Linked DNA regions of Mus musculus: region 2 is linked to region 1. Evidence: chromatin loops called from intact Hi-C (ENCODE). Cell type or tissue: gastrocnemius. All regions are shown on one strand.

Region 1 (8,000 bases):
AAAGATATTTAAGGCCTATTTTGTGAACTAATTGCATTTGCATATTTATGGGATTTACTGATATAGCAGTAATTAAAAACTATTTAGTAGTCTTAAAGGACACATAACTCAGTCGCCGTTTGCATAATAAACACTTCCTTATTATGTTTGCATAATAAGCCCTCTCCCCCTGCTTCTTCCAGAAGATGTTGGTCCATCTAAAAGGTGCCACATACTGCTTGGAAGTGGAGAAGCATGGTACAGGGGTTTGGCGGCTGTGGAGAGGGCCTTCTGAACGGATATTCTTCTAGACTCTCTTAATGGTGGTGAGCCAGGCCTGAGTTGCTGTTAGAGAATGGCAGACTCAACCTCACTTGACATTTTGGTTTACTTTGCCCCAGTGTTATTTCTTGAGGATCCCGAGAAGAATACAGTAGTACAGGCCTAGAGCCTCAGCAGAGGCTGAAGTAGGAGGCTCTCTCTCTCTCTTTCTCTTTCTCTTTCTCTTTCTCTTTCTCTTTCTCTTTCTCTTTCTCTTTCTCTTTCTCTTTCTCTCTCTCTCCCTCTCTCTCTCTCTCTCTGACACACACACACTCTCTCTCTCTCTCTCTCTCTCTCTCGTACACACACACCCACCATGAATGTTTAGCCCCTCTTGACTCCAGCTTTGCGTCTTAAATATACTGATTTGGGAAGCACAGAGAGTTGGCTCAGTGGTCAAGAGCACTTGTTGCTCTTGCTGAGGAACCAGGTTCAGTTCCCAGTTCCCACAAGGTGGTTTATCACCATTCAGTTCCAAGGAACACAGCACCCTTCTGGCCTCAGTGGGCACTAGGCAGGCCTGTAGTGCACATACATACATACATACATACATACATACATACATACATACAGGCAAAACACTCATACAGAGAAAATAAAATAATTGAAAATATTTAAATATACAGGTCTGCTTGAGAGGCTCCAATACAATTCAAGCCCATACTTACATTTCTATGACACGTTCTAAGATGTCCCATGGAAGCTCTTGGTAGTAAAAAGCTATCTGGCTGGGAAGGGATGGGTTTAAGGAGAGTGAGAGGAGACAATCTGCGTTTTAAAAAAATTTAAAGATTGAGCTGGGTGTAGTTGTGCACACCTTTTATCTCAGCACGCAGAAGGCAGAGGCAGAGGCAAACAGATCTCTGTAAGCTGGAGGCCAGCTTGGTCTACATAGTGAGTTCCAAGCCAGCCAGAACTATGTAGTAAGAACTGGTTTGGGGGTGGGAGTTAGGGGGAGTGAAAGGTTGAGATGAGAATCTAAAACCATTGGGTAAATATGAGAGAGTTACACCAAGAAGAGAGCTGAGTCGGTATATGACTGAAAACTCTCCCGAAGACACCATATTCATGCAAACTCATGGCAGCATGCAGCAGCCAAGAGCTGTAGCAGGTAGCAGCACCAGACTGCTGTTAAATCAGCCAATGAAGGTCATAATGGATTGGCACCACACATCATTAGCAATAGCCTTGCAGTTACAGACGGGCACACGAGAAAGTGCAAAGGAAAAGGAGGGAGGGGATGTCCCAGAAGGGTCTGCCTTAGAGTCATGGTGCCCTAGAATGAGTGGCAAGATACCACGTGGATCACCAACTCAATTCAAACTTCTGCAAGAACGGAGGCTTCTGAATCCCTCCCCTACCAACCCAGCTGTGCTACCTCTTGTTCAGATTCTTCCACGAGCCAAAACAGACGCTTAGAACTGTCAGGAGCAGACAGCAAGGGGCCAGATTAATTCTCAGTGAGCAAGGCTCTCGAAGCCCAGGGTACCACTGTCTATGGGCGTTCCTCAAAATCAAAACCAACAGAAACACTCCCCATAGATTTGACCTCCAGCAGATTAAATTGTAACTTCGTTTTCTTCTGAAATGTTTTCTGCACAATCCAACAAAGTCAGAAGGCTAGCTCTCCTCTCCTACCTCTACCCACACAACTCTTTCACAGACAATTAGCTTGACTAGCTAGTGTGGAGTTACTACATCGAAGACTATTGTCTGTTTGTTAATGGGGTAGGGGTGTTAGTTTGCTTTATTTCATTTCTTCTTTGTTGAGTGAGACATGATCTCCTGTAGTTCAGTCTGGCCAGGAACTTGGTAGATAACCAAGGCTGGACTTGAACGCCTGGTCCCGTCTCCTCCTTCCAAGTGCTGGGGTTATAATTGTGAGCAGTTATGCTGGGCCTGAGAAGGACATTAATTAATTAATTAATTAATTAATTAATTTATTTGAGCATGTTGAAGTGGTGTCTGCACAGGTACACAGACAGCAGAGGGACTCCTGCTGTACAGCCAGAGAGGAGGAGGTGACGTAACAAAAAGTGAACATTATTCAATTCATCAAACAGCAACGAATCCTTTGTCAGGGAGCCAACAAGATGGCTCACTGGGAAGGGGTGCTTCAACCAAGCCTGACAATCCAAGTTTGATTTGGTTCCCACAAATTGGGACACCATTTGAATCCCCAGGACCCACATGGTAGAAGGAGAGAACCAGTTCCCAAAAGTTGTCCTCTGAGCTCTCCATGTACCCCACAGCATTTGTCTACCCCCACATACAAAGTCAAGACATAAAAATATCTTTAAGGGGACATTTAAAAAAAATCTTTCATCGAATGATGTTAAACATTAATAGTTCTTGTCTTCAAGAAGCCTAAAAGCATCTTGTCTGGGCTACTTTGTGTACTGTGCTCAGTGAAAATTTAAAAAGCATTCCTATTTATCAAAAATCAATGTTTCTCTTCATTAAAGGGGCCTAGCAGAAACAAAAGCACTCTTTCTGCTGTATTGTTTGTAGTTGATGTTCATTAGACAATACCAGGCTCCCATTAACTCAAGAGCCCAGTGACTGTTCCCAGAGACTGAAGATGTTCCTCCCTACATCTGATTTAAGGCAGCTATCTGGATCTCAATTATTAATGAAATTAGGGTCCTGAATGCCAGCAAGAACATTGCCTTAGGTAAAGGCTGTAAAGGAAATCATATTAGCTTGGAATTTCCTCTCCTCGGGGGCCCCCTCTTAAATTGCATTATTCACTTAGCTGGCTCCTGTAAGGGAGATGGAGTCTTGGCCATCATCCTAGGGCAGATCCAAGTGGAGAAGCTTGTGGGGTTCATGAAGGCATTAATTTCCAAACCTGTATGTGGTGTTCATGTGTCTTGTCCAGTCGGATGTTTACAAAATAGCAGCACCAAGGTTACCACACATGAGCAAACAGGAGAAGAGGGTGGAGGGGTGCTGAGAGGTGCAAGGTCAAGCAGTGTCCCCCGGCTCGCCAGCCTGCCTGCCCACCAGCCTGCCTGCCCACCAGCCGGCAGCCATCGCTCTTCTCTGGTACCTGCCCCAGAATAGGCAAGTGCGATGATTCTTCTGTGGTCCTGCCTCCTGGTGGCTGTAGTAGGTAAGTCCTGTGACTGATTCTGTCTTGACTCTCAGAGTGTGGTGTCCACACTGTGCTGGGAACACCTCAGATCTCTTCCTTTGGGTTCATGATCTGTTAAATGCTAGTCCTATGGAGCTTTGCAGAGACCAGCGATGTGTCTCTGACACTCCCATTGCCACCTCCGTTTACACAGATGAAAAGTCACTCCAAAACTTACCTTTGACGGGAAATTTTTCTCTTCTGAAGAAATCCAGCTCACTCCAGTGATTTACATTAAACTCGGGGCAATCTCTTTCAGATATGTATAGATAATGTGTTCTTAGGATCCCAGATAGCTTTGGCTTCTTTATAAAACTTTAGCAGAGCAGAGAAAGAGTCCCATGGATTTGTCTCAGCTGGGTATCATTTTGATATCACAGTGTTTGACTCCAGCTTTGCAGAAACTGCAGAAGTGGCCAGTATATTGCTAAAGCTTGTAAGTTTTAAGTACGTGATTTCTATTAAAATACTTTAGATATTATGTGTGTTTTAATGTATGGAACGATACATCCATGGTGGTATTAACTCTACTGACTTGGACTGTTTTAGTTAGGATGCAGTTGATTTTTTTTTTAAATGTGGATAAATCAAGGATCTATGGGTTGTCCATACCCACACCTGGGTATGTGTCACTCTTTGTCTTAAAACCCATTCTCTAATCTGGTAATGTATCCTTTCATTCATCCCAACTGTACTTAAAGAGACAGAGAAAACGGTTTCTGTTGGTGGTTCCTAGCACGCTAGTTTTGTGTATCTTACCCTTATACCCTACCTCTTTGAGGGCTCTCCTAGAGCTTGGGTCTGAATTCTCAAAGTTTAAAATGAACCCAAAAGTAAGATGAATCAGTTAAAAAGACAAAGGAATTTGTTAGCTAGAAAGCTGGACATTTACAAACAAAGAAAGAAAACACTGGAGATGATCCCTCCCCCCACCCCCATTTGGTAGAGAAGAAAAATAGCCACAAAATTCCTGGACATTTAACTTCAAGGATAAAAGCTTGTCTTAATTATAAGAGTAAAAGAGAGGAAGTTTCATTAATGCCAAATGGATTCCTTTGCAGAAAATAACCATCAACATGAAGCTAAGATAAAATAGAAAAATGAAGTCAAGAAGACCGGGGAAATTCTTCTTACCAGCTTTTCCCTCTGATGTTTTGTACTCTGGTTGGATTTTGGTTCTCACTGGGGCAAGAACAATGTTTTAACGGGGTCTAATGGCAGGGGCCTCCTCAGGAATGACACGGAGGACATTTGTGACCAAGAATCTGGCACTTTACTGAGCACTGTAGAGTTGACCTGTAACTGTGAGAACAAAGTGTTCCTCTGTGCTGAGAGTACGCTAGGGATGAGGCTAGTCCACCTCCAGCTGCACTGCTCACTAGCCACAAGACCCACACAAGTCAATTCATTCTTTAGGCAGGTTTTCAGGGCCTTATGTAGTCCAGGCTAGCCTCAAACTTACTGGGTAGCTGAATGTTGAAATCCGATCTTCCTGCTTTCACCTCTCAGATTCTAGATTATAGGTATATACCACCTCGCCCTGTTTGTGTGGTTCTAAAGGTGGAACTCAGGCCTTCAGGCATGTTAGGCACTTACTCCACCCCACGATCCTCATCCCCAGATCTTTGACTCCATTCAGAGTATTCACGAAGATCAGATAATAGAAGTGTAACATGCAACACAAATGTAAGGCATTATCAACCAGAAGCACAGACTCCAAAAAGACCACTCTTTGTTTCTGCTCAGTAACAGGCTGTGCACAGCGTATAGGTTTTCTTTCCAATGGCTGACTCAGTGCTGGTCCTAATATTTGTAGACAGCCAGGTCACCATAGTGTCATGCCTAGGAGGATGTTCTCTGAATGCAGACCAGCTGTGCTTTGGCCCCAGCCTCTTCATTTGTAAGCTACGGCCGGCCCTGGGCAGCTGTACTGTCACTGAATCTGTAGTAATTATGCCATCTTTTCTCTCTCTCTCTCTCTCTCTCTCTCTCTCTCTCTCTCTCTCTCTCTCTCTCTCTCTCACACACACACACACACACACACACACACAAACCAATACAAACAAATAAAAAAAACTAGTGAAAAAGTAAGAATTTTGTTGTTGTTAATAGGGACTCAGTGTTTAGTCTGGGCTGGCCCATAACTAAGTATGTAGCCCAGGCTAGCCTTGGATGTGTGATTCCTTGCCTCAATCTCTGGAGGGCTGAGATTTCAGGCATGTGCCACCATGCCTGCCTTTGTATTCTATTGTCCTTTCAAATCTCTTCCTCTCCAAATACTTTGTCACTTAGTCCCTAACACATTCTACTCTACAGAAACAATCCACGTGACTAATGGGAGCCGCTTATCACATCTGAGGAGGCAGGGTTGACTGGGAGTCTCTCCCGAGCCCGACAATAGCTTCCATCAGTGTCTGTGGAAACGGCCCTGAACTTTGAGTCATTTAGCGCTTGTGTGAATGTCACATTAGCTTTCAAAGGGGGCATCATTTGCTGCTAATTAATGGTCACTTAAATCCTTAATCTCTCTCCTGTAATTGATCTTTCTCCTCACACAAATTTGCATTCATAGTAGAAGTGCGATTTATTATTTCCTGCCAGCATTTGCCAGAACGCTGTCCTCTATACAGCCATGTAAGCTTACTCCTGTTTACTTTTGGTTTTTCTCTTTTGTTCCTAGTCCTAGCTTCCAGAACTTTCTCTTTTTTACCTAACACTTTTGACACATTCTAGAAAGCATGGTGGCTCTATCCTCAGGAGATGTATGGACTATTTCCTAGGTAAGAAAGCAGAGAGAGACTGGGGTTCTTATGAGGAGAGGCTACAAGGGAACACACCTTTATCCTTCAGCATCAGAGTTCAATTCCACCTCCATTTCCTGTGTTGAATTGTGCCCAGTTCAGGATTTCTCCAACTGATACCTGAATTGGGAGCTCCCAAGAGAGGCTAAAAAAAGCTACTGCCCAAAGCAAACTTCGTAGGGAGATCGGCTGGGTTTGATGTTCCCAGCTTCCCCTCCCTGGGTACAACAGTGAGAAATGTTCTCAGGTAGAGAGTCACACAGCGTGTTTTGACAGTAACAATTCACAAAAACCTTAAAAAAAAAAACCCGATGTCCCATACAAGCCGCCCACTTTCGTCCTGCATGCCTGAATAGCTGCTTCCATCCTAGGCTTCTACGTGGGTGAACAGTCAGGGAGTTAAAACGCTCATTAAGTTCACAATTCTGATGGTAATGAAAGCAGATCTTCTACTTCCCGCCTCCAGCCTCTGACCGCAACTCCAGCATCGCCGCCTTTAGCGGTTTTTTTTTCCTCGTGTTGTCCCCTCTTGCCCCAATCCTAGACATTGATAAATCATTGAAATTGCTGCTTGTGGTGTTAGGTGGCAGATGACTGCATTCATAAAGAGATGGCTCCAAATGGGATTGTTGCATGGGGAGAAGCGATCTCATCCAGTTTCCTACTGGATCCCTCAGACCGTCAGGAGCTCATCAAAACAGGGCAATCCCCACGCAGGACACAGCAGATAGCTTTCATCCAACACCATGTCAGGAGGTGTGCAATTTGCTTCAGTCCAATGACTTATCGAAGCTTCAAATCCCCCAAGGGTTGGCAGGCGAAGCCTGTGAACAAAATATCTTTTTGCAATTCAGAGAGAGCCCTCACAAATCTGTCACTTCCAATTCCCTTTGCTTGTTCCTCTTGCTTGCTCTCCCCTGCCTCCACACCAATCATGACTCCTCTAACAAATCAAGATCCCGGGACCAGAGGAAATGATTGTCTCCTGAAGCCAGGGAGAATTTTCCCAAAGCAAAGATCTCATTTTCTGACAAGCACATTTTATTCAAAGACAGATGGTGTGAGAAAATAGATTTTTCAATGGAAACAAACAAACAAAAAGCATGAATTGAACTCTCATTAATTCCTTTATGTAGACATTCATGCAGATCTTTGGGATCAATGGATTGTCCATTACATAGGAAATCAAAAGAAAACAAAAACAAAAACAAAACAGTAGGTAAGAGTGATCTGTTTTAAAAGCAAGGGGATCTGAGTTCGAATCCCCAGCAGCCATGAAAAAAGCCATGCATGGCTGTGCATGCACCTATAACTCCCACACCGTAGGGGACAAAGACATGAGCATCACATGGGCTTGCTGGTTGCTAGTCTATCTCCATGTTCAGTGAGAGATCTTATTTTGAGGGAGCAAGTCAAAGACAGATAGGTCCGGACAACCCCATGTCCTCCAGGTGGATATATGCACCTGCCCCCACTCAAACATACAAACCAACCGCAGGGTTAAGTTTGAGCTAAGGGTATGGGTGAATTTTTTCATCATGCCAACAGAGCAGAGACAGCATTCTGTCTCTGAATGGTCACTGTGACACGGAACTGTAGGGACAGTTTGCTTTGCTGAAGATTAACTTAATTTATGTATTTTTGCAGTGCAATCTCTTTTGAGGGCGTGCCCGAGTCTATTTTCCTGTTGCTATGATAAACATACTGTTGTGCCAGGAAGTGCTCGTGAATCCCCAAAAGACCACCAAGGAGCTGATTCCAAT
Region 2 (8,000 bases), 480 kb after region 1:
TCAGGAACTTCAGAAGAGCAGTCAGTGCACTTAACCGCTGAGCCATTTCTCCAGCCCAGAGTTGTGATTCTTTGAATGCAATTTTTGTGTATCTGGCAAAAAATGCCTTCAGCAAATTTGTATAATTAAAAAAAATCTTTACATGCCTTATTATCTTGCTTTATCTTGACATCAGTGTACATTACACTGTCCTTTAGAAAAACAAACAAGCATAATGTTCTTTGCCTCAGAAATGGGGATGGGGGTGTGATAACTCGGTGGCGAAGACAGGCTTTTTTCCCCCCATTTGTTCCATTATCTCCTTACTAACATGTTTCACAGATGGGAAAGTAGTCACTTCCTTCCCTATCAAAGAAAAAGTTCCAAATACAAAATAATGTGCCCAAATTTTAGAACTTCAAACCACATTAGATTCACCAGTCTCTGCTTTCTGAGTTTGCATACAACTTGAGCAGCTGCCTCAAGCTCCTGACACCAGGACCTCCCTGCCAGGAAGGGCTGTATTATTTACTGAACTGTGGGCTGACATAACCTGGCTCTCCAACAACCTCTCCAAAACCCTTAAAAGCAAACAAACACATGAACCCCTACTTTAATATGTTGAGTATTTCCTGTGTCCTGTATAATGAGCATTAACTAACTTTGCCAAAACTACTCTTATTAAGGTCAACATTTAATTGGGGCTGGTTTACTGGTTCAGAGGTTCAGTCCATTATCATCAAGATGGGAACAGGCATGGCGCAGGCAGAGCTGAGAGTTCTACATCTTCATCCAAAAGCTGCTAGTGGAAGACTGACTTCCAGGCAACTAGGGTGAGGATCTTAAGCCCACACCCACAGTGACACACCTATTCCAACCAGGTCACACCTCCAAATGGTGCCACTCCCTGGTCCAAGAATATACAAACCATCACACTTGGTAAGTTGGTAGGATCTTTAGCATTTGTGTTGGTTTCCCATTAGAGTAACAAATCACCAAAGACAATCAACCAGTGGTGAAGAACGACTTCTTTTAGGCACTTGGGTTTTAGAGGTTTAAGTCTATGGTCAGGCGGAGTCACTGCTGTTGGGCCTGTGGTAGGGTGGTGCATATTGGCAGGGAGTATGCAATGGAGCCAAGCTCTACAGACTCGATGGCTGCGACGAAACAGGGCAGGAGGGAGGGAGGAGTGGAGGATCACAGTCCCCCTTCAAGAGCATGCATCTAATGACTGGAAGACCTGTCACGAGGCCCTACCTTTCAAAGTTTTCACAAGCTGTCAACACGATGATGGGGCCAATCCTTACAACACTCTGGCCTTTGACGGACTTCCAGATCCAAATCCCAAAGCTTCATGGTAGAGTGCTCTGTACAAGCTAAGTACTTGGTATGTGTTTGTAAACTGAGTTGACATAAATGCAGTTCAGATTTCATAAAAACCTCAGTGGCCACATATACAGATGTGCTCTGAGGATACTTTCTTTTTTTTTTAAAGGCTTATTTTATTTAATAATGGATGTGGGGGAAATATTAATTTAAAAAAATTCTAGAGCCAAACATGTTATATCATAACTAATCCCTAAACTTGGAAGGTAGGAAGACTGTCACGGGTTTGAGGTCAGCCTGCACTGCATGAGTGAGACCCTGTTTCAAACAACCAAATATAAACCAGACGGAAACCAAAACTGTTTCTGTAGCAGAAAACAGAGACAGTGGGTACAACTTATAGGTCATGACTCCTCCTCCCCAGGAAAGGACGTGTCTCAGCTAAAGTCACAATATTCTAGCCTTTGTCACACAGCTGCTTTCTGCAAGTCTAAAATGGTCATAGATATGGTGGGAAGACATTAGCACACTTACTCACACTCTTTGTTTTGGCAAAACTGTGCATAAATCTATATCTAGTTTCTTTTACCATTTTCTGTTTTGCAATTTCTTTAGAATTTAGGGAAAATAACTGTTTTATTTATGGTAAGAACACTAAATCTGTACTTATCATTGTAACAGAACACATTACCTTAGCTGAATAAACGTGAAAGGTTCTAAAACTCCCACACATAGTTTCTGTTTATTTTTGAGATAGGGTTCCCTGTGGCTATTTACATAGCTATAATTTTTCATTGTTAAATGTAACCATTCATTGTTAAAAAAAAATCATGGGTGTGGTTTTTCAGGATATAAATTGTTAAATACCACCACCAAAGGTGTAATAAAAAAAAGATCTCTATTTGTGCAGTGTGTATGTGTGTGTACGTGTGTGTATGTGTGTTTACTGGTGCCCACTAAGGTTTGAAGAGGGCAACACAATCCCTCGGAGCTGAAGTTCAATCCCCTGCAAGAGCAGCAAGTACTCTTACTTAACCTTTGAGCCATCTCTCCAGCCTAAGGATGTTATCCTTTCAAAATGTAAAGAAGTAATACTGAGAATAAGCCCAGCGGATTCAAATTCCTATATAGCCAGGTGTGGTGTTGCACACTTTTAATCCTAGTACTTGGGAGGCAGAATTCCAGGCCAGCTTGGGTTCTGTAGTGTGTCTCTTTGTCTTAAAAAAAAAGTTTCAATGCTACAATAGAGTTCTCCTTCCTATGAGTAGGGCCACAAATGATTACAAACTTAACAGTATGTTCTACTAGGTAATGCCGTTATAATATACATACCCATTCTGCAGTAAAATTGAACATGTAATTTGACACCCGTTTCCATGATTTTTTCCGTTTCTCTGGCCAAGCTTGGCAGGTCACCGGTGGAGTAGCTGAAATCCACTTGTAGGTTGCAGCATCCTTAAAGCTTTGATTAGGCAACAATGTTTGTCTCACAAAACCAGCTCACCGGGTAGGAATAACTATGCCACCAACCACAAGCTCTGTAATTACTGGCAACACAGCTTTCAGAAAAAGACACAGAGTATGTGATTCAAGACTGAGCACGTTTGTGACAAAATTGCCCTTTGCAGAGGCGTTTGCTACTGAGCTAAAATATAAGATCTCCGCAGAGGCCCCTTCGAGCGTAGGTGATGAAAACCGTATCTATTGTGGGAGATTAAGGACCCGTCTATTAAAACCAGAGCGATCGGCAAAGGCAGAGCGCAGGACAGAGCAGGCAGAGCTATTCCAACTCTCTTTAGTGGGCTGCAAAAGGTAGAATAGTATACGATCTAACAACCGAAACACAGCCTACACGTCCTGGCATCCTAGAAAACGAGACAAGGCTTCTGCCAATAATGGGAAAGGAACATTTATGGAACACCTGATATGTGCGAAGTCATCTTTCAGAAAAGAGACCATTTAAGGACTCCTAAACGGTGATGGCGGAATTGGCCTTGTAGCTCAAAAGAGCACGTCACTCGGATTCCAAGTAAATAAGAAATATACTCAATACGCGGAAGGGAGGGGCAGGTAAAAAAAAAAAAAAAAAGAAAAACTGAGGGAGGTAGCAGTAAGGAAAAGGTAGATTTAAAACAATTCTTAAACATATAACCATATTTTTCAAAGTAAAGCCTCTTCAACTTCGCAGCTTAGAACTAATAAAAACTCAGGAATGATATCTCCTGGAAACAGACAAACTTTAGCGGTGAAATACTAGCAAGTCCCTTAACATCCGAAAACACGTGGCGGGGGAGGGGAGCAGGAGGCTGGACCAAGGACTCCTACTCCCATCAGCCCTTTCGGCAGCCGAGAGTAGCTGTGGAGGGCGAGCCGACGCCTCGCATGCCGGGGCTTGTAGTCTTCTCCCGGCACCTCCCCGTGGGTTTGCGACGTTTAGCGACTGTGGCGCCTGCGCGCGCTGGGCCGGCGGGGCTGGGGCCGTGGCGGCTCGTGCCGGGTGATGCTAGGCGTATCCCTGGGCGCCAGGCTGTTGCGGGGCGTGGGTGGCAGGCGCGGGCAGTTCGGGGCGCGAGGTGTCAGCGAAGGTAGCGCAGCCATGGCGGCAGGGGAGAGCATGGCTCAGCGAATGGTCTGGGTGGACCTGGAGGTGAGAGTGCGGCCGGGGCGAGGAGGGTGCGGGGAGGCGAGCGCAGATTCGCGCGTGGGACCGAGGGACTCCCCTGTCCCGGGAAGCAGCAGGGATCTGGGTGTCAGGTGCGACAGGTGAGCACGGCCCCAGGAGCCCCGAGTCAAGAGTTTTTGCGGGGTCTGGGACTGTCCCTGGACTGTGGGGTTTCTTTCCATCTGGGTGGAGCCGTCCATGTGTCTCCCCTCTCCCTAGCCTCGACCTCCACCCAGAAGTGAATTTGTGTTACGCGTTAGTGACTCTGAGGATCGTGGGTGAGAGTTGGGGCAGCGACTCTGAGCCCTGCTCCGTCCCCACCTCCTAGCCTTAAAAGACTAGGTTGCTTAAGCTAGGACTCAGGAGATGACTCAGCCTTACCCCTCATTCCATAAAAGAGAAAATTGAGGCCCCATTGGAAGATTCAGGTTACCCATTTTAGTTTTAACGCATTCATACCTAGGCCTCTCTTGAACTCCAGTTTTCTGCTTACGAACTGAGTTCATTTGTTAACTTTTTTTGTTGTTGTTGTTGTTGGGAAAACTTCGGAAACCATTGTAAACCTCCGAGAGGTAACGTTCGTGAGCTCACTTTTCTGTAGTCAAGTTTTCATCCTGCTTATTTTGAGTCTGTTCCCAGGACAAATGTGTTTGACAGTAGCTGGCCCGCCCGCAGGAAGTGCCTTTAGCAGTCTCTGAGCACTCAGAACTTAATACCCTGAGTACTGCCCAGACCATTACTGGTCATAGAATGTGAGCTGGGTCCACACAAAGGAATCTCTGTCAAGTAAACTTGGGCAGCACGCCTTTAATCCTAGCACTTGGGAGGCAGAGGCAGGTGGATTTCTGAGTTCGAGGCCAGCCTGGTCTACAGAGTGAGTTCCAGGACAGCCAGGGCTACACAGAGAAACCCTGTCTCAAAAAAATAAAACAAAAACAAAACAAAACAAAAGGTGGTTTCATGTGTTTGTTATATGCTTGTTTATTTATGTTTTACAGATGACAGGATTGGATATTGAGAAGGATCAGATTATTGAGATGGCCTGCCTGATAACTGACTCTGATCTTAACATTTTGGCTGAAGTAGGTGATGCCGTGTAAATACATTCATACCACTTAAAGGGCATTGGGGATCTAAAGGTGCCTTCATCTGATCTCACTGAAAAACGTAGCAGATTGAGGTCTGTGTAGATTAAGGCCCAGTGCTATATTACTAGGACAATGTAATATAATATGTTAGAGTTGGTATTGGAACCAACATAATCCACTTCATAACCGGATTAAGTTTTCAGTTGAAATTGACAGAACTCCCCCTCCCCCAAGGCTACAACAGTTCTGCAGGGTTTACACGTGTATTCTTAGTCCTCATGATGATAAGATAGGCTCTGTTAATGATGTTCATTGTCCACCGGAAGATATTGGGTTACAAGAGATTTGGGGGACTTGCTCAAGAGCATTTGGCTAGGTATTGGGGAAGCTGGTTAAACTACTCTCTAAACACAGGCAGTCTCAAGTGTTCCCACCAGTATCCAGCCAGCTGGGTCCTCATCAAGCTTGGTGTCCCCCGACAGAGTTTCCCATCTCTATGTCCTACCTTCGGCTTTAATTCCATATATAGTCCCCCTTATACCACTCCATCAGGGGTTGGTTCCAGGATTCCTCTGTAGATACCTAAATCTCATTCCCCTGTATCCTGGAAGGAGATGCAGTATTTCTCATGTACTTTGAATCACCTCTAGATTGCCTGGTGTCATTCTTGTGCTCCCAATAGAATACCTGATACGACGTTGGTGCGTGTAAGTAGTGTTTAAAGTAGTGTTTACACCATGTTGGTTAGGGAATGTTAAGGAAAAAAAAAGTATCCGTATGCGTTCCTTACAGACCAATGACGTTTCCGTCTGAACTGGGTGACTCCTCCCAGATGACACCCATTGTCCCAGGTGGCCGTTGCCTTCTCAGCTAGACTGTGTGGTTCTTGCACCTCTGTGTTAGGGTTTTAGAACATCTATAGACACACTTTTAGAATGTGTGCTCACGGTGATTTTTATCACTCTGTTAAATGCTGCCTTTAACTGAAACCTTTAGCAGAACAAATAGAATAGACCTGTTGGCACTTGCGTTTAAGCACCCGTGAAGCGTTTTAAAAGATGAAATCCCTGACCTTGATACCATCCTCAATATTCGAAGTCATTAAAGAACAAAATAGGCCAGGCTTAGTGGCAGGAGTCTTTAATCCCAGCACTTGGGAGGCAGTGGCAGGTGGATCTCTGTGAGTCTGAGACCAGCGAGGTCTATATGACTAGTTCCTGGGCACTCAGGGCTACCTAGTGGGGGTGGAGAGATGGCTCAGCAGTTCAAGCATGTACTACTCATTCATGAAGACAAGAGTCTGTGTCCTAATACCCAGGTCTCACGAGCCCCTGAATCTCCACCTCTAAAGGACCTGACCGGACCAGACACATGCATACGCATAGAAATCAAATGAAACAACAAAACCTGTAGACATGGAGCACGTATGCCCGCGGAAAGAAGAGTCTAGTTAATAAATTAGGTTTTCAGAGCGCAGGCTCAGTGGACACTGGAGCCACAGCCATTTCCCGTTTACAGTTAGGACGTCTTTTTATTCCCTGGGTAAGCAAAAGGACTTTTCATTCCCTGGAGAAAGCATTTTTTAGCTGGGCACGATGTCACACACTTTTCATCTCAGCAGTTCAGAAGGCAGAAGCAGGGTGGTCAATGTGAGTTTGAGTCTAGGCTGGTTGACAGAGTAAGTTCCAGGTCATCTTGGGCTATACAGTGAGACTCTGTCTCAAAACAACAACAGCAAAACCTAAACAAAAAAACAAACAAGCATTTAGAGGTGAATTCCTGTCTTGTAGTGGCAACAAGGCTTATCATCTCGTTGAGAACCATGAGACTATTATATTTCTTACAACAGTTTCCTGTATAAATCAAGTCCCGAGCTTTCTTTCGCTTTGGACACTTGTTTTTCTGACTTGGGATATTTTTGGTGATGAATGGTCAAGTGTCTTTATTTTGTCATCCCTGCTCACTCTTGGCTAAAGAAGTGTTTTTCTTTTAGACTGTGGATGACCTGAAATGTGGTCTAATGGATCAGTTGGTTGATATGTACTCGGGGAACTTTGGTGTGTGTCCGTACAGTTGCTCATGAATAGGGTGTTTGTTCAAAGGCTTAAGTCAGATGAGGATAAGGGTATTAAGAAAAATACTTAAGGGATGTCAGTTGCATGGGGAGTATGTTTTATTTTCATGGAAGAGTCTGAGGAAAGTGTTGTTTGCTGATAGAAGCATCCTGTTTTGCAAACTTCATTTGGAGTCTTAGTTTGCCAAAGGGCAGTTTAGAAAAGGTCAGGTGATTTATAGTATGGATTTCTGTTCTTCAATTTTTTTTTTTGACATAGCTTTTATTTCTCCACCAAGATTGTTGACATCTGTTTTTGTATTTGGCTACAATTCAGTTTTAGACAAGTGGCCTATTTTAGTACAGTTCTAGACTAGCTGTAGAGTTTACTCTATAGTGGCTCAGCAGGAAAGGCAAAGGCTCTTGCTGCCAAGCCTGACAACTTGAATTTGATCCTTAGGAACCACGTGGTGGAAGGAGAGGACCAGCTCTCAAAAGTTGTTTTCTGGCCTGCGCGCGCACAAACACACACACACACACACACACACACACACACACACACACACACATGCACAGAGGAATATGTTACACTTACATTCTTGCATATAAGTAAGTAAGATCAATACATTTTAGAAAAAGAATATAAAATGTGTTGGTTATATAAACTTGCATTCATTTCAGTGATTGGACTGTGAGTTTACCACCTTACCAGTGTGTTTATCACCTTACTCCTTGCATTCTGTTAGGGCATGATAAAGAAAGTTAGACTTTCTTGTGACCCTTGCTTTTTAAAGTGAAACAAAAATCATTTGCTAAATTCCACGTGTTAGGCTCTGTAACAGACTCACAATTTCATCACCCGGGCCAGAGGGCTGGCCAGCAGGCTCGGTAG

Evidence for each region. A loop is a pair of places that touch in the nucleus more often than their neighbours do. Peaks named below come from ENCODE experiments on the same cell type or tissue, not always from the same donor. Only the 100,000 strongest peaks of a DNase experiment are listed, where the experiment ranks them.
Region 2: it touches region 1 in a loop (2.1-fold over the local background); 4 of 42 quality-filtered maps call a loop at or near these places.

The regions. Positions count from the first base shown.
Region 1 is chr9:48,960,161-48,968,160 of GRCm38, reverse strand. It overlaps Htr3b (5-hydroxytryptamine (serotonin) receptor 3B), which reads left to right and starts at 3,171. Exons shown (of 9, transcript NM_020274.4): 1 at 3,171-3,415. The coding sequence starts at 3,376. In gastrocnemius, a CTCF peak has its summit at 3,412 (motif pointing left); no DNase peak of the experiment used is centred here.
Region 2 is chr9:48,476,359-48,484,358 of GRCm38, reverse strand. Rexo2 (RNA exonuclease 2) reads left to right here and starts at 3,748. Exons shown (of 7, transcript NM_024233.4): 1 at 3,748-3,952; 2 at 4,966-5,049. The coding sequence starts at 3,806. In gastrocnemius, no CTCF peak of the experiment used is centred here; a DNase peak (open chromatin) is centred at 3,692; H3K4me3 peaks cover 2,406 bases; H3K27ac peaks cover 3,210 bases.